Linked DNA regions of Homo sapiens: region 1 is linked to region 2. The links are chromatin loops, found by intact Hi-C in ENCODE. Cell type or tissue: heart left ventricle. All regions are shown on one strand. Each heading gives the region's core, and the rest is flanking DNA. Links, peaks and the distances in the headings are about the cores only.

Region 1 (15,928 bases), core at 5,955-10,954, 130 kb before region 2:
TTGTGACACCCTCTTTGGGGCTCTGCAGTTCCTGGTGTCTCCAAGCTTCCAGGTGCCACTGTGTTCCCCTATGCCAGCAGTGGAAGCCACTTGTGGTATACCTGGTCCAGCTGCAGCCTTGCAGGGAGCTGGCACCTTTGTCAGCACCTGGTGCTGCCTGCCCTGCTGCAGCTGGCATGCCTAGCTGTGTGTAGTGGCTGGACCCTGCACTCACTCATGCACCCCTTGTCACTCTGCATCTGGCTTGCCCTTGGCAGGCATGGGATCCAGGCTGGTAGTATGAGCCGAGCACAGCCTGCCCGGCCAAGCGGGTGGAATGAGCACAGCAGGCCTGGGCAAAACTCAGGCAAAAGTGCCACTGACCACAGAGGTTTCTGGCTGGCAAAGCAACACCCCAAGGATCCTGTGACAGCATGGTGGCACATGCTTGTAGTCCTACCTACTGAGGAGGCTGAGGTGGGAGGACTGCTTGAACCCAGGAGTCTGACGTTACAGTGAGCCATGATTGTGCTGCTATACTCCAGCCTGAGTGACGGAGCATGACCCTGTCTCTAAAAGAAAAAAAAAAGATGCATTTAATCTATCTTATCCGGTATTATTCTTGTTTATAATGAGAGAGTAAGTCAGAATTTCGTGGTTTTTAAAAACATGCTTTTGGCCAGGCTCATGCCTATAATCCTAGCACTGTGGGGGGCCGAGGCAGGCAGATCACTTGGGCTCAGGAGTTTGAGACCAGCCTGGGCAACATAGTGAGACCCTGCCTCTACAAAACATACAAAAAGATCAGCTGGGCATGGGGACATGCGCCTAGGGTCCTAGCTACTTGGAAGGCCGAGGTGGGAGTATCACTTGAGCCCAGGAAGTTAAGGCTGCAGTGAGCCATGATCATGCCACTGCACTCCAGCCTGGGTGATAGAGCAAGACCCTGTCTCAAAACAAACAAACAAACAAACAAAAAACAAAAAACACATGCTCTTATAGTTCTTTGTGTCTTCTACAATTTCTGGGACATTGATCTATTTCTAATGTATATCAAATGTTCAAAAATATAGCTGAATAATGAATATTACTCTTTGTCCATATGCTTTATACTTCTAGGAGTAGAAAGCTATGAAATGATTAAATTCTTCGTATTCATCAGTTTTTCATAAATATGTGTTGGTTAAATATGCTTAATTGTGGTTAGTTGACTTAAGAAAAAATTGTTTATATTAAATTAAATTAAAGTCATTATTGGAATCTTTGCTTTGGCTTGTTGGCATCACTTTGATCCATGACCTCAGACAGCCTTCCAGATCCTGGCCGCCCAGTTTGTTAAGGCTTAGTCATAAGGAAGAACAGAGGAAAGTTGAAAATAAAACGAAGTGCTATATACACTTTTTGTAGATTGACAAGTATAAATGACTCTCTGCTGCCCTCTGGAGACCAGTTAAGGTCACAAGTACCTGTACTTTTTTTTTCAGCTATGAACAAGTTTCTAAATTTATTTAACTTTTGCTTCTGGTCAATCGAATACAGCAAAGATAAAGAGTTGTATGTAATTATGTTACATAAAAGGGTAGTATCTGTCTTGCTAGAGTCTCTCTGTTGGCTATGTGAGAGGCTATGTTGGGGAAACCCACGTGGCAAAGAATTGAGTATAGCCTCTGGCTGACAGCAAGAAACTGAAGCCTCTAGTCCTATAGCTGAAAAAAAAGTGGATTTTTCTACAAACTGAGTGAGCTTGGAAGCAGATCCTTTCACAGTTGTGCTTCAGATGAGACCAAAGCCCTGGACACCACCTTAATTGCAGCCTTGGGAGACCCTGAACAGAGGACCTACCTGAATTCCTGACCAACAGAAACTGTGAGATAATAAGTTTGTGTGTGTGTGTGTGTGTGTGTGTGTGTGTGTGTGTGTGTGTGTTTTAACTTAATTTTTTTTCTTTTTCATTAGAGACGAGTCTCACTATGTTGCCCAGGCTGGTCTCAAACTCCTGGCCTCAAGTGATCCTACCACCTCAGCCTCCCAAGGTGCTGGGATTATAGGTGTGAGGCACCGTGCCTGGCCAAACGTGTGTGTTTTAAGCCACTACATTTGGGGTAAAACTTTTATGCAGCACTAGATAACAAATTCATCTTTCATATTTAGTAAGCCATTGAATCCTACCAGTTTTTTGTTGTTGTTTGGTTGTTTGGGTATTCGTTGTTGTTGTTGTTTTTGAAACAGAGTCTTGCTCTGTCTCCCAGGCTGGAGTGCAGTGGCACCGTCTCTGCTCACTGCAACCTCTGCCTCCCGGGCTCAAGCAACCGTCCCATCTCAGCCTCCCAAATCGCTGAGATTATAGGCGTGAGCCACCATGCCTGACCATCCTGCCAGTTTTTTTACCTCCTAAATCCACGTCTTGTTTGCCTCTGAACTAGTTTCGATAGTCAGCGTTGCTCACCTGGCCTGTGGCTGGTGCCTTCTTATCCCTTTTGGTCTTCATTAAGTCCATCGTCTGCCCAGTCATCTGGGTGGTCGTTCAAAACACAAGTCTGACCATATCCTGCCCTGTTTAAATCCTTCAGTGTTTCCTCCATGCCTTTAGGATGAAGTTTAAGTGCCTTAGCATGGCTTAGAAGGTCCTTTTATGTCTTCACTTTTATCTGTTTCCACTTCTTAGCTAAAACTTTACCCTCCCACAATACTGGGCCGTCGCCTGCTTCCCTCAGCTCTCCTCAAGTTATTAACCACCTCCCTGGAATTTTCACATAATGTCCCTTCTTGCTCTTTCTCTGCTGTATAATAGCTACAGTGAATTGTATCACATTTACCCAGTACATATTGATCTGTCCACTAGACTCTTCCTGCAGAGCAGGGACCGAGTCTTACTCATCTTTGTATTCTTCTCCCAGCAGACTGCGTGGCATGTAATAGGTTTTTGACAAATTTTATTGAATAAAGGGTTGAATATGATCAAGAAGAGTGTCAAGATATCTCGACCTACACCATGGTACTGGAAATAGATCATGAATTCCTAGTGGAAATTTCCTAGAATAAAGGCAATCCATAATGTCGAGGTCTTTAACTGTTCTTTCACTCACGTTTTGATTCATTTCATCCACCCATTGTCTGATTTTCCAGCACAGGCCCAGAGCCAGTCCTTGTACTCATTGTGGATAATCCAGTGGTCAAGAGAGATAATAAACTTAGCAATTACAGTCCACATTGGAGGTTTGTACCCAGTGGGTGCATAACTCTCTGTCAATTTGGGTGAATAGTTAAGGAAGACTTTTAGGAAAAGGTGATTCCTATGCTGAGCCCTGAAGGACAATGAATATTTGGGGGAGATGGGGAGAAAACAGGGAAAGAGAAGAGAGGGTGGGGAGGTGATAAAAGAGATTTTGAGGAATTGGTTCATGTAATTATGGGGGCTGGCAAGTTTGAAATTTGCAAGGCAGACCAGCAGGCTGGAGACCCAGGAAAGACTTGATGTTATAGCTTGAGTCCGAACGCAGTCCTCTAGGAGAATTTCTTCTTCCTCAGAGAATCTCAGTCTTTTTCTGAGAAGGCCTTCAACCTATTGGATGAGCTCCATCTACATGATGGAAGTATGAAGGGTAATCTGCCTTACTCAGAGCTACCTATTTAAATATTTATCTCATCTAAAAATACCAGCAACATTTAACGTTTGAAAAAGAGTACCATGGCCTAGCCAAGTTGATGCATAAAATTAATCATCACAGATACATATATGCAACTATATAGATGTATGTGAATGTGTATATATAAGTGTGTAGATACATTTATGTATATCCTAGTTCTGTCTATGGAGAGCGCCTAGAGGCAGTGACACTCCTATAGCAATGAGTACACCTAGAGTTCAGCTTTTAGATTTAAATGATATTCTACACTAAAAGAAACCAGGGCTTTTTGGAGGAGTAGCCAACTCCAGGGCAGGGACAGGGAAAATGGAAGAAGGACCTGCAATATTTGTCGTAACTGAAGCAAGGAAATGCTCAAAAAATTATGAAGGCATGTCAGAACACAGGAGTCAGCTGGTAGGGGCTTCCTTCATTCCACTTGGCCAATCTGGGAAAATCCATGCATCAAAATAAATAATGATAATTATGAATTGTAACCATTTGAGTAAAATAGGAATCCATGAGCTCACTGTTATAAGTAAATAAGTGAATAACTAATGCATTTATTTATTTCAGGAAAAAGTTTGTCTTACGGAAGTACTAAAATATCTCCCTACCAATGCATATTAATACTTTAACTGGGAGTAAATGCATATTAATTAAGGAGTATAACATGTATTAATTAGTAAGTATAATACTTATTAACTTTAGAGTGAAGAAAGTTAATACTGACACCATCTTAACTAAATGATAAAAGTTAATATCTCTATTATAAAAACCTTCATTATCTAAAAAGGTTGATATATCGCCTTTGAAGTAAGCAATTGACTTGCTTCCCATCCAGTATTGTCCTAGTCAATCTAAATGTTCACAGAGTAATTATTCCCTAGTTTAAATGTTGCAAACTAACACCGGGACCTTAATGAGAATGATGGCACCAAAATATAGAAATTTTATTTTAGAAAGTTAATGAGACAATTGAAATTCCAAAAACACTTTCCTTGAACAGCAGGCAGTAACTATTTTGATGTTGTTACTGAACCCAAGCTAGAATTTCTTTTTTTTTTTCTTTGAGATGGAGTTTCGCTCTTGTTGCCCAGGCTGGAGTGCAATGGCATGATCTCAGCTCACAGCAACCTCTGCCTCCCGGGTTCAAGCCATTCTCCTGCCTCAGCCTCCAGAGTAGCTGGGATTACAGGCATGTGACACCACACCTGGCTAATTTTGTATTTTTAGTAGAGACGGGGTTTCTCCATGTTGGTCAGGCTGGTCTCGAACTCCGGACCTCAGGTGATCCACCCACCTCGGCCTCCCAAAGTGCTGGGATTACAGGCATGAGCCACCGTGCCCGGCCCCAAGCTGGAATTTCAAACTCCTGTGTTTGATAAGTGAATTGTGCAGCCTGATTGAACTTTGTCATACTCAGGCCCTCAGGCCTGGATGTCTGTTGCTCCTGTCAACTTGACAGTTGTCAGAAAGAACCTCTCGATGAAGGACAAGTGGTCACATGATTAGGCTGGGATTTAAACTAAAGGGTAATACATTTTTTAGTAAGCCACCCTAAGATGGGATGTTAAAATGGGACTCTTGGGTTTCAGTTTCATCCAAAGCCCCAAAAGTAAATAACAAAATACTGCTCAAAAGTGAGGTGTGGCTGGGTGTGGTGGTTCATGCCTGTAATTCCAGTGCCTTGGGAAGCCAAGACAGGAGGATGGCTTCAGCCCAGAAGTTAGAAGCTGCAGTGAGCAACGATCATGCCACTGTACTCCAGCCTGGGTGACAGAGCAAGACCCTATCTAAAAAGAAAAAAAAAATAGATGCCAGCAGGATGTTCTTTGAAGGACATTCCAGGACTTGGTGGAGCAGCTTAATTGGCCAGTACTAGCCCATCATCCATCTCCAGGAAATATAAGAGAGATCTTGAATTTGGAAATGGACAAAGCTGGTCAAGAGGACCATTTTGGGGAAAGCAGGCAACATGGAGTGCTGACCTGTAAATGGGAGAGAGAAAGAGAGTATTTCTCCTTTGAGCCAAGCAAGAGTGGAGTTTTAGACCTCTTGGAGAGCTTGACAAGCATTCCTGGGTCTGAGGAATGTGAGGACTGGTATGGGACTTGCCAGAAAAATTTCACAGAAGAGCAGGAGGGGTGATGGGGCAGAAGCCTGCTGACAAGGACCATCTGGAGAGGTGACAGGATGCCAGCAGAAGGGCAGGTCCTAGGACAGAAGCCAGTGAGGCACTGCTCTTGTGAAGGGCATTGCAGGATGCCAGGCCAGCATGGACCCTCCTGGGAACCAAAGGCAGCAGGTTACTGTCAATTGACACTTGTTTCTGTTCCCTTAACGTTTCTCCCTCTCCTCTGCACCAGATAGTTGGAGAATCTCAAATTGCAGAAATAAAAGAAAGAGAGGCTCAACCCTTCTCCTCCACTGCAGACTGCCAAATCTAAGGGGGGCCAGAGTGGTGGGAGGACAGAAGCATTAATGGGTGAGAGTTGGCTAGACTAGAATTTTTTGTTTTGGTTTTGGTTTTTGCTTTCTTCCCATTTTCTTTCTTCCTTTTATTTTGTTGTCATTGTCTAAGGTTAAAGTTGTTACTAAGTTAAAAAAATAAAGCCATGGTGTCTTCCTGAAAGTCCTAAAAGGTGAGAACTATGAGACTAGAAACTAGATTTGCAGGGGCAGTGTGGGAAAATCACACTGCTTTCTGCTATCTCCCACAGAGTCCAGCTCATTCCATAAACACTAGTGAAACATCAGAAACATTCCAGGAGATGAAGAAAAATGAATTCATTGTATTTGGACCTTACAACCATTTTTTGAAAAGCCAAAGGTAAATCCCTCCAGGTGGATTTTGGGTTCTTCAAACAATTGCTTCAGCTGAAGTTTGAGGACCGACTGAAAGAGGAATCTTTGAGTCTGCACTAATAAAACAAGGTTAGGAAGCATGTAAAAGTAAAACTTTTTTGTTCTTCCAAAGAATTGTGGCCCTCCCTGTCCTGAAGTCCAGAGTGGCCGAGCCCATCCAGAAGGCAGGCTGGCTCAAGCACCTCTCAGTGTGGTACCTGGGTGAGATTTTAAATGAGTTTCCCAGGGCACTTCCGTGACATGCTCTGATGAAGATGACTTGGCACCAGTCAGAACATCATTCCCTAAACAGCCTGCATCACTTTCTCATAATTTTTAGTGCATTGGTTTCTGCGCTGTCATGCAATCTTTGTTTTGCTGGCTTAAAAACTTCTGTTTTAGATTCAGAGGGTATATGTGCATGCTTGTTACATGGGTATATTGCATAATGGTAAGGATTGGGCTTCTAGTATATCCATCCCCCAATATTGAACATTGTATTCAATAGGTAATATTTCAACCCTAGTCTCCCTGCCACCTTTTTCCCTTTTGGAGTCCCCAGTGTCCATTATTTTCGTCCTTATGTTCATGTGTACCCGTTGTTTAGCTCCCACTTAGAAGTGAGAACATGTGGTATTTAGTTTTCTGTTCCTGCATTAATTTGCTTAGGATAATGCCTCCAGCTCCATTCATGTTACTGCAAAGGACATGATTTCATTCTTTTTAATGGCTGCATAGTATTCCATGATATATATATTAATATATTACATTTTCTTTATACAATCAACCATTGATGGACATTTAGGTTGGTTCCATGACTTTGCCATTGTGAATAGTGCTGCAATAAACATATAAGCGCAGGTATCTTTTTTAAGAGTAAAATAAACCCAACCTATTCAGAACATAAAAATTAGTTAGAAAGTAAGCAAATAATAAAGTGACCCCAAGAAGAGTGTTCACAGGATAGAGAAAGGACATAGGGGTGGAAGGTGGGTGGGTGGGAGACCGGTGCTAAGGTTTCCAGAGCAGGTGGCATCTGGATTTGAATGAAAAATAGCCACAACAGGACTAAATGCTGGGATATAATACTTACTGGGGGCTGTCTTTGTTGTAGGCACTATCCAAAATTGCTTACATGCATTATCTTATTTAATTCTCACAATTCAGGTATTATTATTAATAGTCCCATTTTACAAATGATAACACTGAGACACTCGGGGTTTAAGAAACTTGTTCAAGGTCCCAAGCTGACAGAGCTGGTCTGCAGACTCAGGCTATCCCACTCTAATACCATTCTGCTAGAATGACAAGCAAAAGTTTGTTGGGTCGGCTAAGAGGGAACTCCAAGTACAAAGGCACAGAGACCTGTGGCAACGTGGTGTTTCTGAGAAGTTGGATGCCGAGTGTATCAGTATTGATAAAATGCCCAGTTTGGGTGAAGAAAGAGGAGAGAAGACTGGCATGAGATGCTGGCCAGGTAAGTTGGCAGCAGATCATGAAGGCTGCCGTTTTGTATACCAGGCTAAGGGAGTTGGATGTTAGCCCGTAGGAGGAGATGGGGAGAGCTGTATTTTAGAAAGGTTATTTGGCTACTGGATGAAGATTGGAGGGAAGTGACAAAACAAGAGGCAGGGAGGCTAGTTTTAAGAAGCTTTTACAATATCCAGGTGAACAAGGCAAGTACGAAGATTGTAGTGGAACAGGAAAGAAGGTGACGAGGTTTGGTACAGAATTAGGGGTAGATCGAACAAGTTTGATTAGTTCGTGAAAGAGAAGAAGGGGCTTAAAATGGGTTTCTGGCTTATGCTGCTGTTAATAAGGGGACGCAGAAAGGATGACAGTGAAGGTGTTGAACTCTGTTTGGATCTGTTGGATACGTAATGCCTAGTAACACTTAAGGGCCCTAGTAGAATAAATGTGTGTTGACCTTAGCAGAGTGTTTGAGCTGTAGACATATGTAAGAATAGATGTAAAGACTAGATATACATAATCAATACTCTTGTTTAAAAATCACAAAATTTAAGGCCAGGAGCGGTGGCTCTGTAGTCCCAGGACTTTGGGAGGCTGAGGCAGGCGGATCCCTTGAGCTCAGGAGTTTGAGACCAGCCTGGGCAATGTGGCAAAGCCCTGTCTCTGCAAAAAAATTACACATATTAGCCAGGCATGGTGGTATGTGCCTGAAGTCTCAGCTACTTTGGAGGCAGAGGTGGAGGCAGAGGTGGGAAGATCACTTGAGCCCAGAAAGCGGAGGTTGCAGTGAGCCGATTGCATCACTGCACTCCAGCCTGGGTGAGAGTGAGACCCTGTCTTAAAAAAAAAAAAAAAAAACTAAATAAAAAATCTAAATAAATAAAATCACAAAATTTTAAAAGCTGATATTGGATATTGTCATATGGAGTATTCTTTTTCACTCTTTTTAATTCTACTGTACATTCATTTTTTCATACTGTATAGATTATGCCAGTGCTGTTCATAGCCACCTTCATATATTATTCTTCTTAGTCTGCTGGTATTCATCATATTAGGACAATTTGAGCTTACAAATCTAACTCTTTTGAAATATAACATTAAGTATATTAGCAGATATTACTAGGTTTTGCTATATTTCCTGTATGTTGTATGTACCCAAATATATTAGTAACAAACACACAAAGAATCAAATGGTTTCTTTATAATTTCAAAAAGAGTCCAAACTAAACCACAGGTTTTGCATAACAGTGTTGAAAATAAGATTTTTAAATGCTGGAAGTAAGTAACATTATCCACTTTTAAAGCATTTCATCCTTTTTTTGGTTTTGTAATATAGTTCTTCAGAGTAATGAATGCAGATAGGAAGCATCTAAATGCTTAAAACAAGATGTCAAGGTGTATTACTTCTTTCAACATCTCCATTCCAGTCTATTGAGGCAATTAGTTGCACCATTGATGTTTACTTCCTTTTCTACATATTCAAATTTTTACTGTCTTCCCTTCTAGAGGAATATTAAAGTAGGATATTCACAAATCGTGATGTCAATTTACTATTAGGATTTACTATTATTACCTTTTTCCAGCTTTACTGATGTATAATTGACAAATATAAATTGTATATATTCAAGGTATACAATGTGATGATTTGAAATACATTGTATAATGATTACCACAATCAAATTAATTAACACATACTTCCAGTTACTACTGTGTGTGGGGTGGGGGGCGGTGGCAGTAAGGACACAAGATCTGCTCTCTTGGCAAATTTCAAGTAAACAATACAGCGTTATTAACCATAGTCACCATACTGTACGTTAGATTGCCAGAACTTATTCATCTTATGACTGAAAGTTTATACCCTTCGACCAACATCTCCCCATTTTCCCTGTGCTCCAGCCTTTGTCAACCACCATTCTTTTTTTTTTTTTTTTTTTTTCTGAGATGGAGTCTGGCACTGTCACCCAGGCTGGGCTGGAGTGCAGTGGTGCTATCTCGGCTCACTGCAACCTCCACCTCCTGGCTTCAAGTGATTCTCCTGCCTCAACCTCCCAAGTAGCTTAGATTACAGGTGTCCGCCACCATGCCCAGCTAATTTTTTGCATTTTTAGTAGAGACAGGGTTTCACATGTTGGCCAGGCTAGTCTCGAACTCCTGACCTGATGATTTGCCCGCCTAGGGCTCCCAAAGTGCTGAGATTACAGGCGTGAGCCACCGCGCCCAGCCTGTCAACCACCGTTCTACTCCCTGCTTCAAGTTCAACTTTTTTGGATTCTACATATTAATGAGATAATACACTATTTACCTTTTTATATCTGGCTTATTTCACTTAGCATAATGTCTTCCAGGTTCATCCATCTTGTCCCAAATAGCAAGATATCCTTCTTTTTATGGCTGAAAAATATTCTATTGTATTAATATATACATTGTACATACTACCATTGTAAATATTCCATTGTGTGTGTGTGTATGTGAGAGAGAGAGTGTGTGTGTGTGTGTGTGCGCGTATGTAACGTTTTCTTCATTCATCTGTTGATGGATATTTAGGTTGTTTCTATATCTTGGCTATTGTGAATAATGCTGTAATGAACATAGGAATGCAAATATCTTTAAGATCATGATTTTATTTCCTTTGAATATATACCCAGAAGTAGGATAGCTGGATCATATGGCAGTTCTAGTTTTAATTTTCTGAAGAACCTCCATACTATTTTCCATAATGGCTGTACCACTTTACATTCCCATCAACAGTGCACAAGGGTTGCCTTTTCTCCATACCGTTGCCAATACTTGTTATCTCTTATCTTTTTGAAAATACTCATTCTAATAGCTCATTCTTATCATAATGAGGTAATATCTCATTGTAGTTTTGATTTGCATCTTCCTGATGATTGGCGATGTTTCATGTAACTGTTGGCCATTTGTATATCATCTTTGGAAAAATGTTTATTTAGGCCTTGGCCCATTTTTTAATCTTTTCTTTTTAAAAAAATTTTACAGAAGGATGTCTTGTTATGTTGCTCAGGCTGGTCCCAAACTCCTGGCCTCGAGTGATCCACCTGCTTCAGCCTCCCAAGTAGCTGGGATTATAGACACAAGCCACCATGCCTAGCATTTACTATTGCTTTATTAAACTTCTAATTTTGTTAATGCATTGTTTTTCTTGATTTGTTCAACTGCATATCTGTGTTCTCTTGCGTCTCATTGAGCTTCTTAAAGATAATTATTTTGATTTACTTATCAAATGATTTGCAGATCTCCATTTTTTTGGAGTCAGTTACTGGAACTGTATTCATTTTCTTGAGAGTGTCATGTTTGCCTGATTCTTCACTAACTATATAGCCTTATGTTCGTGTTTGTGCATTTGGATGAGCAGACACTTCCTCCAGTCATTACAGACTGGTTTTGGTAGGTAAAGATTTTCTTCTTTTGGGTCCCTAAGCTGATAAGATTGCCTCCAGGATTGCAGTTGAGTAGGGTTGCAGCCGAGTTACGTGGCTGCTGCTGGGTCTGCAATGGGGACCATGTTAGTGGGCCTATTACTAGGGGCTTGAACAGGCTTGGATCCTGTCTGGCCCCTGGAAAGAATAAACTGCTTCCAGGACCTTAGTCTGTAGAGTTGGTGCTGGGTAAAGAAGATTCTTCAGGTTTCACAGTTGGGTTTGCAGATGGTGGGCCTGTTACCAGACACACAGATGAGTGTGTATTCCTTCAGGTCCCTTGTAGTGTTCCTGCTGGGTTACTGAGTTGGTACCTGGGCAAGGAGAAGTGGCCATGGACCATGGCTGACAGGAGCTTGAAGGGAATTACAGGGCTGCTTCATGGCTTACACTGAGACTGGGGTCTGCAGACATGCCTCCAGAGACATAGAAAGGTGTGCCTCCTGCCAGGCTCCTGGGCAAGCAGGACTGCTCCTGGACCATGGCTGAGTGGGCTCGAGCTGGGTCACGGGGCTACTTCAGGCTTCTCCATCAGACTGAGGTCAGCAGCTTGCCTCCAGAGGCATTGATGGGCATGTTTCCTGGCAGATCTCTGGGTGGACAGGACTGCTTCTGGATGAAGGCTAGGAAGGGACAGAACTAGGTTGCAGGCCCACCCCAAGATCTGCAGTGGAATCAAAATCAGTGGGCCTGCCTTTGGGGCACAGAAAGGCATAGCTTTCAGCAAGCCCCTGGGTGGGCAAGACTGCTCTCAGACTGCAGCTGAGAGGGCTGGGACCAAGTTAAAGGGCTGTTTCAAGATCTGCTGTGAGACTGAGGTCAGCCAACCTGCTTCTGAAGGCACAAATAGGCATGACTCCCAGCAGGTGCCTGGGCAGGCAGGACTGGTCTCAAACTGCAGCTGAAAGTGGGTTTGGTTGAGTTACAGAGCTGATTCAGGATCCACAGCTGAGACTGAGGCCTGTGGGCTTGTCACCAGAGGTACAGGTGAATGTGATTCCTCCTGGATTTCTTGGCAGATGGTTCTAGAGGCAGGACCAAGTCCACAGGGCAATGAAGCAATTTCTGGGTTTGTAGCTGGGACCATGGTCAGTGAGCCTGCCACCTAGGTGCAGCCTGCCAGTCAAAACAGCCCTCCTCAGTCTTGGGCTCCACTAGAGTTTTGCAGTCTTCTATCCAGGTCCCAAATCTCCCTCAAGGGAACTTTTGTCCACGGATGGCTGCCAAATTCTTGTTGAGTAGACGTTCTCCTAATCTTCCATCTCGCTCTTTACTATTGTAGTTTACATGGCTGATACAGTAAGAGTAACTGACCATGCTTTGTGTTTTATAGGATAACACTGTGCTACATAGTGCGTAATACTTTTTAAGCATATATTTCAATATAAATAAAGTTGCTTACTAAAATTGTATGCAGGTTACAAAAATAACCTTCACAAAACAGTAGCTTAAAAGATGAAATGTTTTCTGGTGGTGTCTAATTTTTAATGCTGAGTGTCTAATTTAGTGTAAGTGCCTAATTTTTAATGCTTAGTGTCTAATTTTTAATGCTGCTTTTTTTTGTCCCTAGCAATTCTTTGAGGTAGAAGAAGAGAATGTTTCTTTGCAAGATGCGAGTACTGTCAAAACAAATATTTTGTTAAGAAAACTGAAAGAGAAAGAAGAAGTTATTAAAGAATTAAAAGAAGAACTAGACCAATATAAAGATTTTGGATTTCACAAAATGGTAAGTTTCAAGGCAAGGAATAATTAATTTTAATATACATAAATAAAGTCATAAATAGTTAAAAGCTTGAGTTAATGATAAATTAAAATCCAATTGCTGCATTTTGGGCATCTCCCCATAATATAAGCCAGTCTAACTCTTTTCTGCTCAATGGCCTATTCTAGAAAACCCATAACAATATGAATAGGAGCAATATAATGAATAGGAGCAATAAAATTAAAAATACAATTTTTGTTTAAATGGAAATAAAATAACTTACCTCCCACTGCAAAAAATGTCCTACTCTAGAAGAGTGTGGGAGTGGATTTTTGTTGTAACCGAAGACTCCCACCTTTTTTTGCAGTCAAAGTAGTTTGAAAGACACAAAGCTAATCTTTCCAAGCCAGAGCTTCCAAGAAGCCAACTTGGAACAGAATGACATTTAAATAAAAATATCAAGAAGAAAAATCCCAGAGGATTTTCCCCTCAGTTTTTCCTGTTGCAGTGGGAGCCAGGAGCTGCTTTACTGGTTAGACAAACTACTGATGGGAGCAAAAATGGAATGACTGAGAAGGCAGAAAGAAGAACCTAAACTCCTGTCAAGGAGGAAGTTTAAGGGCTTTGGAAAATGTGGATCCTGAGAACGAATTCATTGTCATCTCATGTCTGCTCTGAGCCACCGGATGTCCCAGGCCCAACCATGGTCCAGAGCTGGAGAGGATTTTATTCTTAAGTTCTAAGAACAAGAAGCTGATTGTTTGATTTGGAAAGGCTAACAGATGCTGGGACCCAGGAGGAATAAAAGTCTATTGAATAGCAATAGCAGGTATCAGATACTTCATCGATGGCATCTCTTCTCATTCTCACAGTTCAGTTTGCAGATGAAGAGGCAGAGACAGGGTGGTTAAGTAACTTCCTCATGGGCAAACGTAGTAGATGGTAAAGATGGTACATGAACCAAGGTTCACCTGAATCTAAAGTCCACTTACAGAGGGGGAGCTTTATCCTCTACAGTAAGAATTAAAGGTTGTAGTGAATATATAATATACATATGCATATAGAAAATGTACAGATTATAATGTATAGATTATGTTATCATAATATATTATAATATGATATATTATAATACATTAATAATTATTAATAGATTAATACACATAGAGGGCTACCCTCTTTGGGTCCTCTCCCTTTGTATGGGAGCTCTGTTTCCACTCTATTTCACTCTATTAAATCTTGTAACTGCACTCTTCTGGTCCGTGTTTGTTACGGCTTGAGCTGAGCTTTCGCTCACCGTCCACCTCTGCTGTTTGCCGCCATCGCAGACCCACCGCTGACTTCCATCCCTCTGGATCCAGCAGGATGTCTGCTGTGCTCCTGATCCAGCGGGGCGCCCATTGCCGCTCCCGATCAGGCTAAAGGCTTGCCATTGTTCCTGCATGGCTAAGTGCCCGGGTTGATCATAATCGAGCTGAACGCTAGTTACTGGGTTCCACGGTTCTCTTCCATGGCCCATGGCTTCTAATAGAGCTATAACACTCACTGCATGGCCCAAGATTCCATTCCTTGGAATCCATGAGGCCAAGAACCCCAGGTCAGAGAACACGAGGATTGTCACCATCTTGGAAGAGGCCCACCACCACCGCATGGCCCAAGATTCCATTCCTTGGAATCTGTGAGGCCAAGAACCCCAGATCAGAGAACACGAGGCTTGCCACCATCTTGGAAGTGGCCTGCTGCCATTTTGGAAGTGGCCCACCACCATCTTGGGAGCTCTGGGTGCAAGGACCCCCCAGTAACATTTTGGTGACCCACATGGGACCTCCAAAGCGATGAGTAATATTGGGACCACTTTCGCTTGCTATTCTGTCCTATCCTTAGAATTGGAGGAAAATACCGGGCACCTGTCGGACAGTTAAAAACGATTAGCGTGACCACCGGACTTAAGACTCAGGTGTGAGGCTGTCTGGGGAAGGGCTTTCTAACAACCCCCAACACTTCTGGGTTGGGGATATTGGTCTGCCTGGAGCCAGCTTCCACTTTCAATTTTCTTGGGGAAGCCGAGGGCCGACTAGAGGCAGAAACCTGTCATCCCAAACTCCTGGCAGTAGCCGGTTGAGATCATGGCACAGCCAGAAGTTTCTACTCAACAGTCGCCCATGCGTGCACCCCTACCTTTCCTTCTGACCCATATTCCCCGATTATGCCCCCTCCAAGCAGTGGGAGGAGGAGAATTTGGCCCAGCTAGAGTGCATGTACCTTTTTCTTTCTCAGACTTAAAGCAAATTAAAATAGACCTAGGTAAATTCTCAGATAACCCTGATGGCTATATTGATGTTTTACAAGGGTTAGGACAATCCTTTGATCTGACATGGACAGATACAATGTTACTGCTAAATCAGACACTAACCCCAAATGAGAGAAGTGCCGTCATAACTGCAGCCTGAGAGTTTGGTGATCTCTGGTATCTCAGTCAGTTCAATGATAGGATGACAACAGAGGAAAAAGAATGATTCCCCACAGGCCAGCAGGCAATTCCCAGTGTAGACCCTCACTGGGACACAGAATCAGAACATGGAGATTGGTGCTGCAGACATTTGCTAACTTGCGTGCTAGAAGGACTAAGGGAAACTAGGAGGAAGCCTATGAATTATTCAATGATGTCCACTACAACACAGGGAAAGGAAGAAAATCCTACTGCCTTTCTGGAGAGACTAAGAGAGGCATTGAGGAAGCATACCTCTCTATCACCTGACTCTGTTGAAGTCCAACTGATCTTAAAGGATAAATAAGTTTATTACTCAGTCAGCTGCAGACATTAGAAAAAAACTTCAAAAGTCCACCTTAGGCCCGGAGAAAAACTTAGA
Region 2 (15,928 bases), core at 6,358-11,357:
TTCCCCCTCTAACTCCCTCACTCTCCCCAGCCCTGCAGAGAAGCCAGGGGCGTTTATTTCACTTCTTATCTGAAGGATCAGCCAGGCTTGTTATGGGACACAGTTGCCTCACAATCTGCTCACTCCTCTGTAACCAGTGAATCATATTTATAGCCATTTCTCTCTTCATAACAAGGGGACTCTCCATTACTGGGATTGAGTTTCCTGGCGGGACCTATCATTGGACTTCTCATTTCCATGGGCCTCTGATTTTTCTGGATCCATATTTCTTCAATGAAAGCACCACAGTTTTATTACAACAATTTTTTAATTTTGTGACATCATTTAGATGATAATCTTAAAAAATAATGACAATGAAGTATGGGTGTCTGCTGGAACATCTAGATGAGCACCGTAGGACTTGGTCCAACCATGGGACATGGGACCCGAATCTGGGCTTCCATTCGTGTTTAAGATTAGGGGGTGCCAATCAGGCAACTTTAATTACTGCAGGCTAAAGAAAACACACAGAGATTGTGCTTGTGCCTAGAAAAGATGAAATAGCTGCACAACAAGCTAGACAGACAAAGCTACCATGGTAGTTTAATTAAACTGGGGTAGAACTATCCCATGGCACACAGTCGACTGAAGAGAGGAACTGATACCATGTTAGCTTTGTAGGTGGCATATGTCACTACGACAGAGTCATATTATCCATCATATTAAATGCTGGTTAATTTGAATTTTGTTGATTTATAGAATTTTTTCATTTTAAATTTTGTTTGGCTTTGTAGTTATCCAAGAGCAGTACATAGAAAGAGTTTATTCTAATGGTCTAAGTTTTTGTAAATTACTAATTTATTAATATGAAATTAATTGTTTTAATAATTAATTAAAATAATTAAATTACTAATTAAATTATTAATATGAATAATAATTGAATGTAACACTGAGAGCCCATAAATGTTTTTATTTGTTTCTGTTTTGTTTTCTATAAATGTATAAATTTCTTTTTGTGCATGTTGAAAAATGTACCCAAAGTATTACTACAGTATTTGTGTTCAATTTAAGTAATCTCTATGGAGATTTTATACAAGTACATATATATGTGTATGTGTACAAAAATATACACACCTGTACACATATGAACATATATGCATATTAAAGTCAAGATTGAGAAGTACTGTTCCAGATGATTACCAAATACAGATGTTTGGCTTCAGGAGGTAGATAGCAGAGAGGAAAGAGGACAGGGAAAGAAAGTAAAAAGGAAGTGAAGTAAAATAAGAGGGAGAAGATGCAAGAGGAAGAGTTGGAAAGGTAAGAAACACATATGAAAGGGCAGAGAATGGAAAAGCATGGAAATTTGACCCACATAATCTGAATTCAGATCAAAATATCTGCTCAAATGTCCTTATAGTCATTTGTTCCTGGATCTTGCTTAGATTTAGTTTCACTGACTAGTGAAAGGGGAAGAAATAACAATGTCTACCTGAAGGATTGTTGTGGAAAGTAAAGCAAATGATTTAGGTAAAGCATCTGATACACAGCAGGCATTCAATGATTGCCAGTTCCCATCTTGCTTCCCCTACACTCAGTGGCTAATCAATAAGTTTTTTTTTTTATCAAATGTCTATAAAGTACAGAAGAAAAAAGAAAAAGGCATGCATGAGAAGTGATATTACAGGGGTTCAAAGAAGAACTGGGTTCTCTTCCACTGCTATCTTTCACCTTGAGCCTTGATTATCTGTATCAACTTAGAAGTTCTTTTTTTGACTGTACACCTTGCATTATTTTGGATAAGTGTTCTGCCTTCTGTAACAAATGTCTAAAGGGTGATTAAAATATAATATTTATGTCTCTCTCATGTAATAGTTTAGCATAGGCAATCCAAAGTTTATATGATGACTACACGGGTTGGAGGTCCAGCTTCCTTGCAGCTTGTTGCTCTGAAACATGCTCCTGAAACATGGCTTCCATCCCTGAGTTTAAACTGGCTGCTCCTACTCCTACTCCTACTCCTACCATTGTATCTCCATCCCAGCCAGCAAGAAAAAGGAAAGGACGCACTTTCCTTCTTTCCTTTTAGGAACATGACCTGAAGGTTGCTTACATCGAGGATGGTCACAGTCAATGGGCCTGAGCTGTCACATAGCCACATCTAGCTGCAAGGGACACAGACAAACAGTCTTGAGGTTGGTAGGCATGTTTCTTTATATATATATATATATATATAATTATACTTTAAGTTCTAGGGTACATGTGCACAACGTGCAGGTTTGTTACATATGTATACATGTGCCATGTTGGTGTGCTGCACCCATTAACTCGTCATTTACATTAGGTATATCTCCTAATGCTATCCCTCCTCCCTCCCCCCACCCCACAACAGGCCCTGGTGTGTGATGTTCCCCTTCCTGTGTCCAAGTGTTCTCATTGTTCAATTCCCACCTATGAGTGAGAACATGCAGTGTTTGGTTTTTTGTCCTTGCCATAGTTTGCTGAGAATGATGGTTTCCAGCTTCATCCATGTCCCTACAAAGGACATGAACTCATCATTTTTTATGGCTGCATAGTATTCCATGGTGTATGTGTGTCACATTTTCTTAATTCAGTCTATCATTGTTGGACATTTGGGTTGGTTCTAAGTCTTTGCTATTGTGAGTAGTGCCACAATAAACATACGTGTGCATGTGTCTTTATAGCAGCATGATTTATATTCCTTTGGGTATATACCCAGCATGTTTCTAGTTAAAACTTGGAATGTCATCAAAGAAAGAGAGAAAAGTAGTGTGTGTTGGGGAGATGGAGATTAGCTGTGCCCAACGCACCTTATCATTACCAGTTTTGAGTATGACCTCTTGAGAATATATGTACATTTATATATTTTAAATTCACACAGATAGGACTGTAGTAATATATTGGGTACATTTTTCAACATGCACAAAAAGAAATTTTAAGAAGGTGAGTAAAGATTTAAGTTCTAAAATTCTTCCTGCACCTCAATAGAACATCTTATTTGCTTTGGAAACTACTACTTTATATAATGCTGAACAATCACTTAAGTTTGTTTTCTTTTTGCTTTGTTTTGAGACAGAGTCTCACTCTGTCACCCAGGCTGGAGTGCAGTGGCGCAATCATGACTCACTGCCTCTTCCACCTCCTGGGCTCAAGCCATCCTCCCACCTCAGCCTCCCAAGTAGCTGGGACTACAGGCATGTGTCACCACACCAGACTAATTTTTGTAGAGATGGGGTTTCACCATGTTGTCCAGACTGGTCTCGAACTCCTTGTACTCCCAAAGTGCTGGCAATACAGGCATGAACCACCACATCTGACTACTTAGGTATTTTTTAAGCTGAATAATCTTGTTGTTTTTCATAATTATATATGAAGCTATAAACACAGAAATACTGAGAAAATGTCAAATCACGCTGTTTTAGTTTATTGCTTTAAGGAATGTGTTTCGAGCATCAACCATGTTCAGGTGACTGTGTTATGTATGTGGAAATACGGAGATGAATATGTGCAGTCTCTGCCCCTTAGCACGTTCTTGGTGTAGTAAAGACAGGAGTGAGTAATTATGATCCGGTTCAGTGAGGGCTATATTGAGGCATAAGTCGGTATAAGAATGAGGGGACAGAGAGAGCTTCAAAAAAGGAACAATGTTGGCCACGAGTGGTGGCTCACACTTGTAATCCCAACACTTTGGGAAGCTGAGGCAGGCAGAGAGGTCGGGAGTTCGAGACCAGCCTGGCCAACATGGTGAAACCTAATCTCTATGAAAAATACAAAAATTAGCTGGGGGTGGTGGTGTGTGCCTATAATCCCAGCTACTCGGGAGGCTGAGGCAGGGGAATTGCTTGAACCTGGAGGGAGAGGTTGCAGTTAGCTCAGATTGTGCTTCTGCACTTCAGCCTGGGCAACAGAGCAAGACTCTATCTCGGGGGGTTAAAAAAAAAAAAAAAAGGAACAATGTTGAGCTAAGCCAGTCCTGAGGAAATAATGACCACAAGAGGAGGGGCAGAAATGTGCTTCTGGGAGGTTGAACATATTTACAAAAGCCTAGAGCTGTGAATAGCCCATGGATATCCCCAGCAAATCCATGGGATGTTAGGGGCTCAGCCCCAAGCACAGCCTGCGTTCTGCACCTTCCAGTGTGCCTTTTTGCATCTACTTTCTTAGTCCTGCCTCCACAGCCCAGCCTCATCCCAGGCATGGAGTGGCCTCATGGTGAACACATGGATGCCCCACCAAGACCTATGTCTTCAAAGAATGCCCAGTGCTCCAAATTATCCTTTTTGCCCTCTTTAGAAGCCAATTACTTCAGGGCCATTGGTCTCAGCTAGAGGCCATAAAGGAAAACATCTGCTCCCCTAAGGTATGGGCAACACAGAGCAACCACATCATTCCCTCCCCAGCATTTGATTAGGGTTCTTGAAAGGTAATGCCGTAAATCACAGGAAGGGATTTTTTTGAATCTGGCATTTGAGCCTTAGTGCAGTCATTTGAAGGCATTTCGGGGGTAGACAGAGATTTCCTCGTGTCCACTGAATCTCACTTTTATTTAGCCTTTGCCAGCCCTAGAAACAGATTTCCCTGTGTGCACCTCATGGTAGAATGTCTTTCTGTATCCTTACACACTCCTGATCCTGGCCTTTTTTCTTTTTCAGAAGCTTGTTATCTACTACACCTGAGTATAAACCCATTGTAGAAATCCAAGATGGTGCTAGGAATATATGCAGAGACTCCTAAAAATGTTAAGGGATGTCCCAGATGGAACCAAAGCTGAGAATGCATCATCTGTTATATAATATTTCCCTGCTCAAATTTAAAATGATGTGAGGGAATTATGTTGTCATTGGCCTTGGAGGTCTCCAGGACTTAGAGAGTACATTTCTTCTTCAGCTGGACAAGTTTGAGCAGAGAAGAAAGGAAGGTACAGGTAGATCATTTTATAATTTCTGGATGCTTTACAAAAATAAAAATTAACCGGAAAAGCTTCCACCATACCTAGGTTGTGGGAGCCAGTGGAGCAAACCACAGATACTCTCTAGTTCGTCCAGGCAGATGATAGCTTACACTTCTCTACCCTCTTCAAGGTGAAATGTGGCCATATGACATGCTCAGTGAATGAAAGATGTGTGAAAATGACATGGTACCTCTGGGAGGAAGTTTTAAGAGCCAGTGCACAGTTTGTCTTTTGCCTCCATATTCTGTAATGATTGTGGACGTACACCTTGGGGCAGGACATCTGTCAGCTGGGGACCTGGAGTGACTCTGATGAACAAAGTTCCCCCGCAAACCTTCATAGAACGGGTAACCTGGACCAGAAATAAACTTTTGTTGTGTGAAGCTGCTGAGATTTGGGGGTTGCTACTGCAGCAAAACCTAGCCCACCTGACATACCTAGGTTGGTGCATGTAGCATTCTGCACCTAGTGTCATTGCATAGAGACTCAGTACCTTTGTGGATTTGTTTACAGTCTTTTGGTTTTAGTAGTGAAAGCCAATTTGAACTAAGTTAGACATTAAAAGGGGGATACATCATGGGATACAGAGCATCTCCTAGAATCTGATAGCAGGAATGCAGTGAGGCCTCAGGAGGCAGCAGTGCCAAGTGTTGTAGAAACTGAAGATTCTCCCCTGATAGCTATTTTCTCCTTCCTTTCATAATGGCACTCCAGGATTTTAGCTGGGCACATAGCTACCCAGAATAAAAACTACATTTCCTGCTCACCATGGCAGCTCTGTGTGGCTATGAAACTAATTTCTAAGTAATGGGTTGTGACCAGAAATGAGGCCAAGCTTTGAGACTCAGTCTTTGAAGGAGAAAGACATGTCCTATATTGTCACTTCCCCTCTTTCCACTGGTTGGGATGCTGAGGCAACAGGAGGAGTTGGAGCAGCTACTATGAACCATGAGTTGAAAGCTACACGTTGAGGATAGATGAGCAAATACACAAGAGGAACTGAAGTCCCCCACATCATTTAGAGCCCATACCAAGCCTGGAATACCTATCCAGCTTTGTTTTGTCTCTATGAGAAGTAAATAAACTTGTATCTCATATTTGTAAACTTTTTACAGTAGAGCAGCTAAACTTGTACACTAGTCAACACATCATGATCTAGAAAGATGCCTGGACATTGTCTCTGTCTTTCCTGTGCTTCTTTCTCTTTCCTTCTGCACATCTTCATCCTTTTCATTTTCTATGGATCAGCTTTCTCTGATTTTGAGTTATTTCATAGAAAACGTGGCTGCCTTAAAGAAGCACGATGTTCATGTCTGTAACACACATTTATTAAGCACCTGTTGTGTGCTGGGAAGTGTGCTTGGAATATCTCTTCTATGTACTGTTCTGTCTGTTGCTAGCATTAAACACTAGCAACAGAACAGTAGGTACAACATATCCTTTTTTCCATGGGGCATATGGAGGATTGAAAATGAGGATTAGAGGTAGACAGTAACATGAAACAGAATGATCATCATGAAATTTGAAGAAATAAAAAATTTTATTTAAAAAAGGATTTTATTAAGGATGAAGTAAAGAGGGATGGTAAGGATGGAAATGTAGATGGGATCTAGATCAAAGAAGACCTTGTAAACTGTGTTATGGAGATGGGCATCATATAGATAGTCATTTGCAGATTGGATAAACCTTATAGGGGTATAGGAAGAAACTATCAGAACTATCATCTACATTTTTTATCTTTTTTTAGAAAAATTGTGTGTCCTATGCATTCTTTATAATATATATAACTGACTCGTATAGCAGCACATCTTTATAACTTACCTATAATTAATTTGGGAATAGAAAGCCGACAAACGGTTTTACCCAGGGGGATAGCATGATCCAGTTTACCAATTACGAAGGGTGCTTGGGGCTTCGCTGTGGAGAATGGATGGAAGCAAGGCAGGACTACAGGCAGGGAGACTGAGCAGAAGGCCGTGGCAGCAGAACAGCTGGGATATTGTGAAGGACTGAACTGGGTGGTGACTGGGCAGATTGGAGAGAGATTTTGGAAAGAATTACTAGGATTTCTGAACTTATTGAATGTGGGAATTGGAAAAAGAGAGAAGGAAAAGATGATACTAAGGATTCTGCTTTTGCCATCAGGATGAATGGTGGGCCTGTTACTGCAATTTTAGGCAAACTAAGGTCTGTAAATTGGCCCTAAATTGGGGGACATGGAAATTGCTGGTAAAATGATTAAAAACAGTTTCAATGTGAGATTGGGGTGCAGACTGATGAAGACTGAATAAAGGCAATGAACTTGATTGAGACCCCTATCTGGAGGAACTTATTAAGAAGTAGAGTTGTGAATGTGATAAAAGAAAGGTCAGGGGTGACTTTTCCGTTATTTTTGCAGATGGGAAAGACTTTCACCCTGTGAGGAATCTATTTTCTCCCCTTTATTCTCCTTGCAAACAGTCCTTTTCAGACACACACCCATCTTCCTTATCCTTGGCCAACTGCCTTATTCCTGGACCAACTTCTCTATTACTTTAAGAAAATCATTTTCTTTTATCTGGTCAAAAACGAATCCTAATAATTGATGACACATATAAAAGTAATGAGGGTGGTGGCCTTGCATTAAGGGAAAGGAAATTTCCAGCTAATATTAGGCAAGACAGACAAGCTCTAAAACCTTTTGAAGTTCCCTTTAGACACACCCAACATTTCTGTCTCCCTCATCTTTTCTTCAAGTTGGCCCTGAGTATTATTAAACACCACTTGTTCTTTTTAAAATTGTCTTAATATTATAGCCGTATTTCTTGTGCTATTTTTCTTTTTCAGTATTTCCGCCGTGTGAAGACTTTTTGGGGCTTACCTAGAGAGTAAACTCCATTGACAATTTCCTCCCTAAGGAAAAAAAGCATTTTAAGGTTTTGCTTTAGAAGCCAGCTTGAGGGGGTGGGGGTGGGGGGCTAAATTTCTTGGTTTGTCAGGCCTTCGGGACACAGACGGGTACAGGAGTGACCCACTAAAGGCATAGCTGTTGGTGCAGCCCAAAGAAGCTAACGTACCTTCCGTGGTTTCTTCTGGGCAGGGAGCGACTGTGGCGTTGGGAGAGGTCAGTGAGAAGGCCACACTGCTGTTTAACCAGGAACAGCTGCTAAATGCGCCTGGGCTCAGGCCCTTCTTTGCACAGGAAGATAGACAAGGAGAGGGCAGGCCTACCTGGAAAGTTCAAGTTAAATCCTGGCAGGCCTCTGGAGGCCCAAGCAGCCCAACATATGGGCAAAATGTTTCTTCCCCGGCACAGCGGTTGTCTCCCCGGAGAGGTTCAAGCCTCCTGTGACCTCCTGCTGCCGTTAGTCTTGAAACCAAATCGGGACTGGGCAGCCAGGCCCCTGCAGCTTTTTCTGTCCCGGCAGCTAGGATCTCCGTCTGCACCCCTGGCTGGCTGCTATGGCTGCAGAGGAGCAAGAGCGAAACCGCGCGAGTGGCAGGAGCAGGCCAGGCCGGAGGCCCCTCCCCGGCCCCCAATCCGGCGGCCTGCCCTCCCCCTCCCGGGGCGTTTGTATAGCAGACACCTGCAGCACGGGCGGCCGCCCGGGTTCCCGACACAAGGCGCTGGTACCTGAGCCCTTGACTGGTAATGCACCATAAACCGCTCCTTTCAGGCCCTTTCAGAGCAGGAGCACGGAGGTCACCGTGCCTACAAACCCCTCTGTGTCCGCCACGTCTCCTGGGCCCTGGGCGCTCGGGCCTCCAGCCGCAGAGCACGCCTGCCCGTGGGAATCCCAACACTTGTGCTCCGCGAGGCCGGCGGGGCGGGGGCGGGGGATTGGGACCACCCTGCCCTCCCCCAGCCCGGCCTCCCCCGCCCTGCCCGCCGCTGGTTCACAGAGCGCAGCGAGTGGAACGAATTGGGTGCGCCGTCCTCAGACGCTGGCGGAAATCAAATGATGAGGCGAGGTGGGACACCCGCTCTCCGCCCCGCGGCCGACGCCCAGCCCACGGCAAAGGTATCACACGGTGTCCCGCCTCGCGGCGACGCGAGCGGCGGGATGACTCGGCCTGGGCCCTGGCGCAGCCAAAGGCCCGGCTCGCTGGGGCGCGATCCCAGCTCGGCGCGCACAGCCCTCCGAGTTCCAGGTTGGATTGGGTGCGGTTGTACCTGTGGAGTGGGTGGCCCGGTGACTGCCACCCGGGCCAGTGCTGCCAGCAGATGTGCACATCCTGGGCGGGGGCTGGCGGCCGAGTGTCACTAGTAGGGGCGGCGGCTAGGCAGCCATTCGCCGCCTTCCAAGCCCGGCGCTGCGCGCAGGGCTTGGAGCACTCGGTGCTGAGACGCGAATGCGCATAAAGAGAAAAGTGTTTCCAGTGTTTCCCCAAAATGGGGAACAGGGAAGAAGGACAAGTATCATGCAAGACTGCCACTGCCACCTGTCTTTTGCGGACCATGCTGCCTTCTTTCCCGCTGGCCTGGCTCTGAGCACTGAAAGCCGGGGAGAGGGCGCCGGCCTTAGAGCCAGCCGCACTCGGGGACCGCAGGCGGCGCTGGCCCGGGCCACCCAAGCCCGGCAGATGAGCCTTTGGCCTGCGGGGGACCGGGCCGGAGGCCAGGGGGACGGCAGTGTCGCCGGAGGGAGCGCGCAGCCCAAGGCCGGTGCTCCGGCCCCGCGCGCCCCCTCCCGGGTCCGCAGGGAACCCGGGTTACCTGGGGAGCCGGGCTTTGTCGGCCACGCTGGCTCTCCGCGGCCCCAGAACTAATTAAACGCCTCTTTTGGCCAAGGGAAGTCTTGCGCCGGACGGGGGTGGGGGCGTGTGGGGGCGGCATGTGGGCACCGGAATAATCAGCCCCATTCTTGCGCTTCTACAGAACCCGCGGCGCAGCGAGAAGTGAACAGCGGCCGCCTGAATGGCGGTTTCAAAAGGCGACACCTGCAAGCGCGGCCGGTTGTGAATTGAATTGAGTCAAATGCGGCGCCCGCTCGTACCTGAGCCGCGAGCTATTAGTGTCAGGCGCGCCCGGTCGTCCGGGCGGGGAAGCGCGCGGCCAGGCCGTCCGCGCTGAATGCGGCAAGCTGCGGCGCGGCCGCTCCATGGGAATGTCGCCACTTGTGCTGCTAGCGGTCGGGAGGGGGTGCGCTGCCCTTTCAGAGACAGACACAATTAGGCAAAATGCTCAATGAACATTATAAATGACGTGCGATCGCTCTGCAGATTGCCTGGCAAATCAAATTATATGGTCGCTCGCGGGCAATTTCCATGTGCTTTTAAAACTTAAACAGGTATTCGCCCATTTAAAAAAAAAAAAAAAGGAGAGGGGGTGAGTCGACTCAGGGATTCCGGAAAAAACAAGTGAAAGAGTCGGTGTTGAATATTCACACGTCCCCTTTGTTGGCGACTGACTTCACAATGGGCTTGGAGAGGGGGTGCGTTTGGACGAGACACATTTTTTACTGTCTTCCATGCTGCAGAGGAAGGCACCAGAAGTTTGCATTTATTACAACTCACAATTACAGTGGGACTCCCTTTTTTCTTTTAAGACTAAAATTCTTCTCATAATGAATGACTTGAAAGCTACTGTCATTCTAATAAGATGGAAGAAACATTCTAATCAGATGGAAGCGCGCCCGGGTGCACTTGGGGAGGAGGCGGAAAGAGCCCTGCGCTTCTCCCTGGCACCAAGCATTAATCCAGGAGGGAGCTGGGGAAGCTGGGGCTCTGCGCTCTGCACAGCCCAGACTCTGGGCCTCAGGCGCGGCCCCGAGGCTCCCCGGTTGTCATTCGGCCTCCCTGCGGTCCCCCAAGCATCGGGAGGAGCAGCGGCACAGAACCAGCGAGAGAAGCAGCGCTGGGTGCAGTGCGCCCAGGGCGGCTCCGGCAGTGATGCCGGCACCGGCATGAGCACCCCAGCCGCCCTTGGTCTGCCCCAGCTTGGGCCTGCGCTCTGTGGCTGCGACCCTCGGAGGAGGGGGGCAGCTGGAGGCGCCCGGATTGCGCGGACCCCCGCAGAGGCCAGGAGCCGCGCCTCCGGCGAGGGGCTGTCATCGAGCAAGAGCAGAGTCGATTCTGGCTTCAAAAGAAGGAAGCAAGGAAGCAGCAGCCATCCGTGGCCTCACACCCCTGCCGACCTCCATCTCATTTTCGATTTTCTACTCTTTTTGTTTCTAGATAATTGGGACAGAGGGAGGGGCGAAGAACTGCGGATCGTGGTGACAGTTGGTAAATATATGCATCTTAGTGAGGAAAGGCAAGCAGAAAAGAATATTGGAAATCCAGCTTTGGGGTTCGTCTTTGTCGGTGACTCACTGTGTTATCTTGGGCAAGTAGCTTAACCTCTTGGGCTCAGTTTTCTCATCCATGAAATGGGAACCAATGTCTGATGTGTCTTCCTCACGGGGCTGTTTTCATTAGGACTTTAATTGGGAATGGCAATCTTTTGGGTAGGTTGTCTTTGTGTGCCTTAAAGTCAAAAACTATACATAAGCCCCAAGGATAAAAACCTCCGTGGGAGGACAAACCTTAGAAACTCAGAGACCTGAGCACTGGTGTTCCTCCCCTCCCAATCCTCGCTCAGGAATCGCTCCTTATTGGGACTGGAGGAAAGGGATGCTCTTCCTAACTGCTTCCCCGTGCAAAGAGGAACTGGGTCCCTGAGGAGTGAGGAGAGCAAAACTCAACCAACATCCGGACCATCTGGTTGTGTGTGTGTGAGCGTGCGTGCATGTGTGTAAGGGGGCAGGTCTCCAATACGTTGGACATTTTCGTTTCTCCTTGTCTCACACTTTTCCTGCTGGTACCAATGACCACTTCGTGAAGAGCAATGAATGAAGCGCAATTCATGAGTTAGGAAGGTGAATTTCATTGAGAAATAACATTTTTTATTGCAGTTCTGGGCATGAGAGTCCCGGAATGGCGAAGGTTCTGGGAGCCTCGTGGAGCCAGGTGCGCTGGCCTTGGTGCTGAAGGTAAAGGCCGAGCCTGCGGAGGCAACCGCCTCAAACCATGGGCCATCTGCTCAAATCTAAAAGCAAGGGGATCACACCTTTTTAATACCTCCCGTCCCGGGTGTGTGCTTGTTTCCGTTGGGGGGATGGGGGGGAGGGTGTGTGTGCGCGCACGCCCGCGCGTGTGTGTAATAAAAATAACATGAAAGCACAGTGACAGTGTCTAATAAAGTTTAGTTAATTGAATGGACATTTAGATACCTTTCTCTCAATCTGCTCCATAACTTACTTATTCAATTCAATGTGGGAAAATTTTTACTAAATAATAGTCATGCAATGTCTTAAGGATGCCTGACTGTTTCTCACTTTGTTTTCATCGTCTGATCTAAACATTATGGTGGAGAAGTTTCAGGCAAGAGCAAAATTTATCAAAGACAAGAGTGGTCCATTCAACACTTCTTCCTGATGACATTTAAGTTCTTCACTGCCTCTGGGCCCAAATTGGGGTGATTCTATCTCAGGAAAGAAATAACTGAGACAGAATCATCTTGGAAAGGTATATGCGGTTTTAATTAATGAATCTATTCTGAGATCTCTAGGGAAGCTCAGTTAGTACTGGGTCAAACCCAGTGATTAAGGCTTCATGTGTGCCATTTATAGGAAGAATTTTCCTTGGGCTAAAATATGGTAAAAAGACCAAGGACCTGTTCTGTTCATTTTTCTGTCACAATATCATCTTTTTTTTTGAGACAGGGTATCACTCTGTCACTCAGGCTGGAGTGCAGTGGCATAATCACAGCTCACTACAGGCTCAAATTTTCAGGCTCCAGCGATCCTTCCATCTCAGCCTCCCGAGTAGCTGGGACCACAGGCACTAGTCACCAAGCCCAGCTAATTTTTGGTAGAGACAGGGTTCGACCATGTTTCCCAGGCTGGTTTTGAACTCCTGAGCTCAGGCAATCCACCTGCCTCAGCCTCTCAAAGTGCTGGGATTACAGGCATGAGCCACCATGCCTGTAATATCATATTTAACAGTTAAAAATCTATTTATACCCTGCTCATTCAAAATACATATTAAGTAGTATGCGCAAATATGTGTACTTTAACAAGATCAGAAAATAAGTAAATGAAAATATTTGGAGTGAAAGTAGAAAAAATCAGATGTAACTGGAATTAATTTCTGTACACTTGCTGGAGATGCTCTAAAGTTCTGGCTCCAAACCTCCTCATTGTTCCCAATGCAAAGAAAAAACACAATAAATGTCATGATTCACGGGGTCTAAGATAAAAGTAAACTGGTTTCTCACAGAAGAACAACTATTTGCAGTACTGACATCAGACAGAAACCTCTCCCATGTGCCCCCATAAAATGATGTACCCATAAAATGAAAAGTGACCTCAACCGTGTCCCTAAAGCAAATAGATCTTAGTTGTGTGGGCTAGCTTCCATTTGTGTCACTCAGTGAAGCCCCACAATATTCCCTTTGTTTGAGTAAGAATAAAACTGGCGAGAAAAAGACCTGGCAAACAGCACGCTCACTCACATCCTTACTGGGATGTTGCAATCTTAGCGTTGGGGACAAACCATCCTGAGAATCCTCATGCTACAGTTGTTGCAACTTCTGAAAGATTTGCAAAAAATACTCTTGGGACTCAGCCTGATATTTAAGGAAGACCAATGACAGTGATAGACTTTGGAAAAGAGGAGGTGTTACTGTTAGTGCTGGAACCATCAAAGCCATCTTTGGACCAGCACTCCAACTTCAGTACCTATAAAAGTCATCAGCTTTAACTTCAAAACTTATGATTTGGTGGGTCTAGTAGCATCAGGAAAAAACATTATATATATATATATAAATAATATTATATATGCACATTATATATATGTGTGCATATGCATCTATATGTATATGCATACATATACATGTATATATGTGTGTATATGCATACACAAACATGTATATATGTGTGTGTATATAATTTTGGAAAACATAATTTTTTAATAAGCACCCTAGATATGCAATGAGATCACTAAATTGTTTCCTTCTTCTCTTGTATAGAGCTAAACTACAGTTTCCAGCCTTTCCTGCAGCTGTGTTGGACTGTGTAATTCAGTCCTGGCCAATGGAATGTAGGCAAAAGTAAGGTACATCACTTCTAGCATTAGTCCCTAAAACCACTCTTGAAATCCTCTAAGTTGGCTTTTTCTCCTCTTGTCATCTGCCACCTTGGTACAGAGGATCCCAGAGAGGACTCTAAATGCCCTGAGTGATGGCAGAGACATTAGATGGAAGGAAAACTGTGCCCCTGAATGAGTGTGTAGGGAAGATCACCCTTTACAATCTGCAACAGTCACTGGACTATGTAATAAGCAATAACTACATATTTATGCTGTCAGCTACTGAAATTTGGGGACCATTTGTTACAACCTCTAGCTTTTCTTAACTTAATATACCAGGTGATTCTAACATAGTCCAATAACCACTTTTGGAGAAACACTACTCCAAACAAAACTGTGGAGAAGCAAATGATTCCGCCTTCTGGTGACAATTCCTTAGCGTCTAAGAAGGACTCAAATGGTAATGGTTTCAGGAGTGGTAGCAATCCAAGTGGATGCAAGATTTGGGGTCGGTGCCTCCATTCCATAAATGTTGCCTGTTCATAAAATTTACTCAAAAGTCACAATTTATATGGCATTATTTTATTTCCTGAGTATTTACCTCCTTTTTTTCTCTCTGCCTTGACCCTGTCACCACTGGGGAAGAAAGATGAGCTCCAAGAGAAAAGGAAGAGCCTCAGGTCTGTAGAGTCTTTGTTACGTGGTAGACACTATACTGAACACTTTTCATGCACAATCTCATTTACACTCACATGCATTCCTTCAAAGTAGGCATGAATATTCCCATTTTATAATGAAGACTCTAAAACCTTGTTGGAATTGCTGTGCCAGCATTAGGGACTTACTGATGAACTTAAAGCTCTGCCCCTTTAGGGAGTTTGACTGGGTGACCTAAGTACACCTAAGCTATGCATCTCAGTGGGAAGATAGATGAAGGGGCATTAACTCAATCTGAGTGGTATCACTGGGCTGGAACAGCAGTTAGGGAAGGGCTTTGCTCGATGATGTAGACCGGTTTGCTCAGTTCTGCAAGGGACTATTCTAAATGGACCCATGGTAAGCCTATTCAAACTCATTAAGCTCCTTGAACTCTGACCTGGTAGAAAGGATGTGCTTTTTATTAAGAACCTTACAAAAGTACTATTTTTAACCCCAGAAACTCCATTTCTAGGGATCAGTTCTAAGGAAATAATTTGAAATATGGAAAACACTGTACACAAAAAGCTCTACTATGACACTATTTATAAACAAAATGAGGATACAACCTAAATGTTGTTTAAGTGGATAAGTCATTGGGTTAATGATGCATTATTAAATGACACACATGGTCATGAAAATAATCATGCAGAGGGCTTGTAATAACTTTGAAAATGTTGAAAAGATAATGTTAAGTGAAAAATATTAAAATGTAGATTTGAATTAAAATGGCCATCTAAAATGAAAAAAAGAACATCAAAAACTAGTGATAGAAAAAAGATGGAAAGAAATATACCAAAATGTTCATAGCATTTTGTCTTTGGGAAAAAGAATTTGAGGTAATTTTCTCCTCCACTTCTCTAATTTTTCTCAAATGTTCTCTTATGCTCATGCTTATATTTTATAATGGAAAATCAAAAAATAGAAAATTTAAATACAAAGAATTTGCTTTTAGAGAAATAGTTCAGAAGAAAAATTTTAAGCTGTAAAAAAAGTTGAAATACAGCACATAGAAAAATGTATGAAATACACAACTCAAGGATTTATCACAAGACAAGCACCACCAAGCTCAAGAGCTAGAATACTGCCAGTGCTCAGAAATACCTCTTATATCCCCCTCAGTCACCATCCCCTTTGTCGTCTCCAACAGTAATGACTGTCAAGCTTCTATGGTCACTGTTTCCTTCCTTTTCTTCAGAATGTTGTGTCCTAAGTCTGAATCCTTAAACA

What was found. Hi-C counts contacts between places; a loop is a spot of excess contacts. Peaks named below come from ENCODE experiments on the same cell type or tissue, not always from the same donor. Only the 100,000 strongest peaks of a DNase experiment are listed, where the experiment ranks them.
Region 1: it touches region 2 in a loop (6-fold over the local background); 11 of 110 quality-filtered maps call a loop at or near these places.

The regions. Positions count from the first base shown.
Region 1 is chr10:23,300,461-23,316,388 of GRCh38, reverse strand. It overlaps C10orf67 (chromosome 10 open reading frame 67), which reads left to right. Exons shown (of 16, transcript NM_001371909.1): 5 at 12,930-13,085. Among named protein-coding and RNA genes, the nearest start is that of C10orf67-AS1, 36 kb to the left of the region's middle. In heart left ventricle, for the core only: no CTCF peak of the experiment used is centred there; no DNase peak of the experiment used is centred there.
Region 2 is chr10:23,167,446-23,183,373 of GRCh38, reverse strand. No RefSeq gene overlaps it. Among named protein-coding and RNA genes, the nearest start is that of PTF1A, 17 kb to the left of the region's middle. In heart left ventricle, for the core only: no CTCF peak of the experiment used is centred there; a DNase peak (open chromatin) is centred at 8,523; H3K4me3 peaks cover 1,211 bases; H3K27me3 peaks cover 5,000 bases.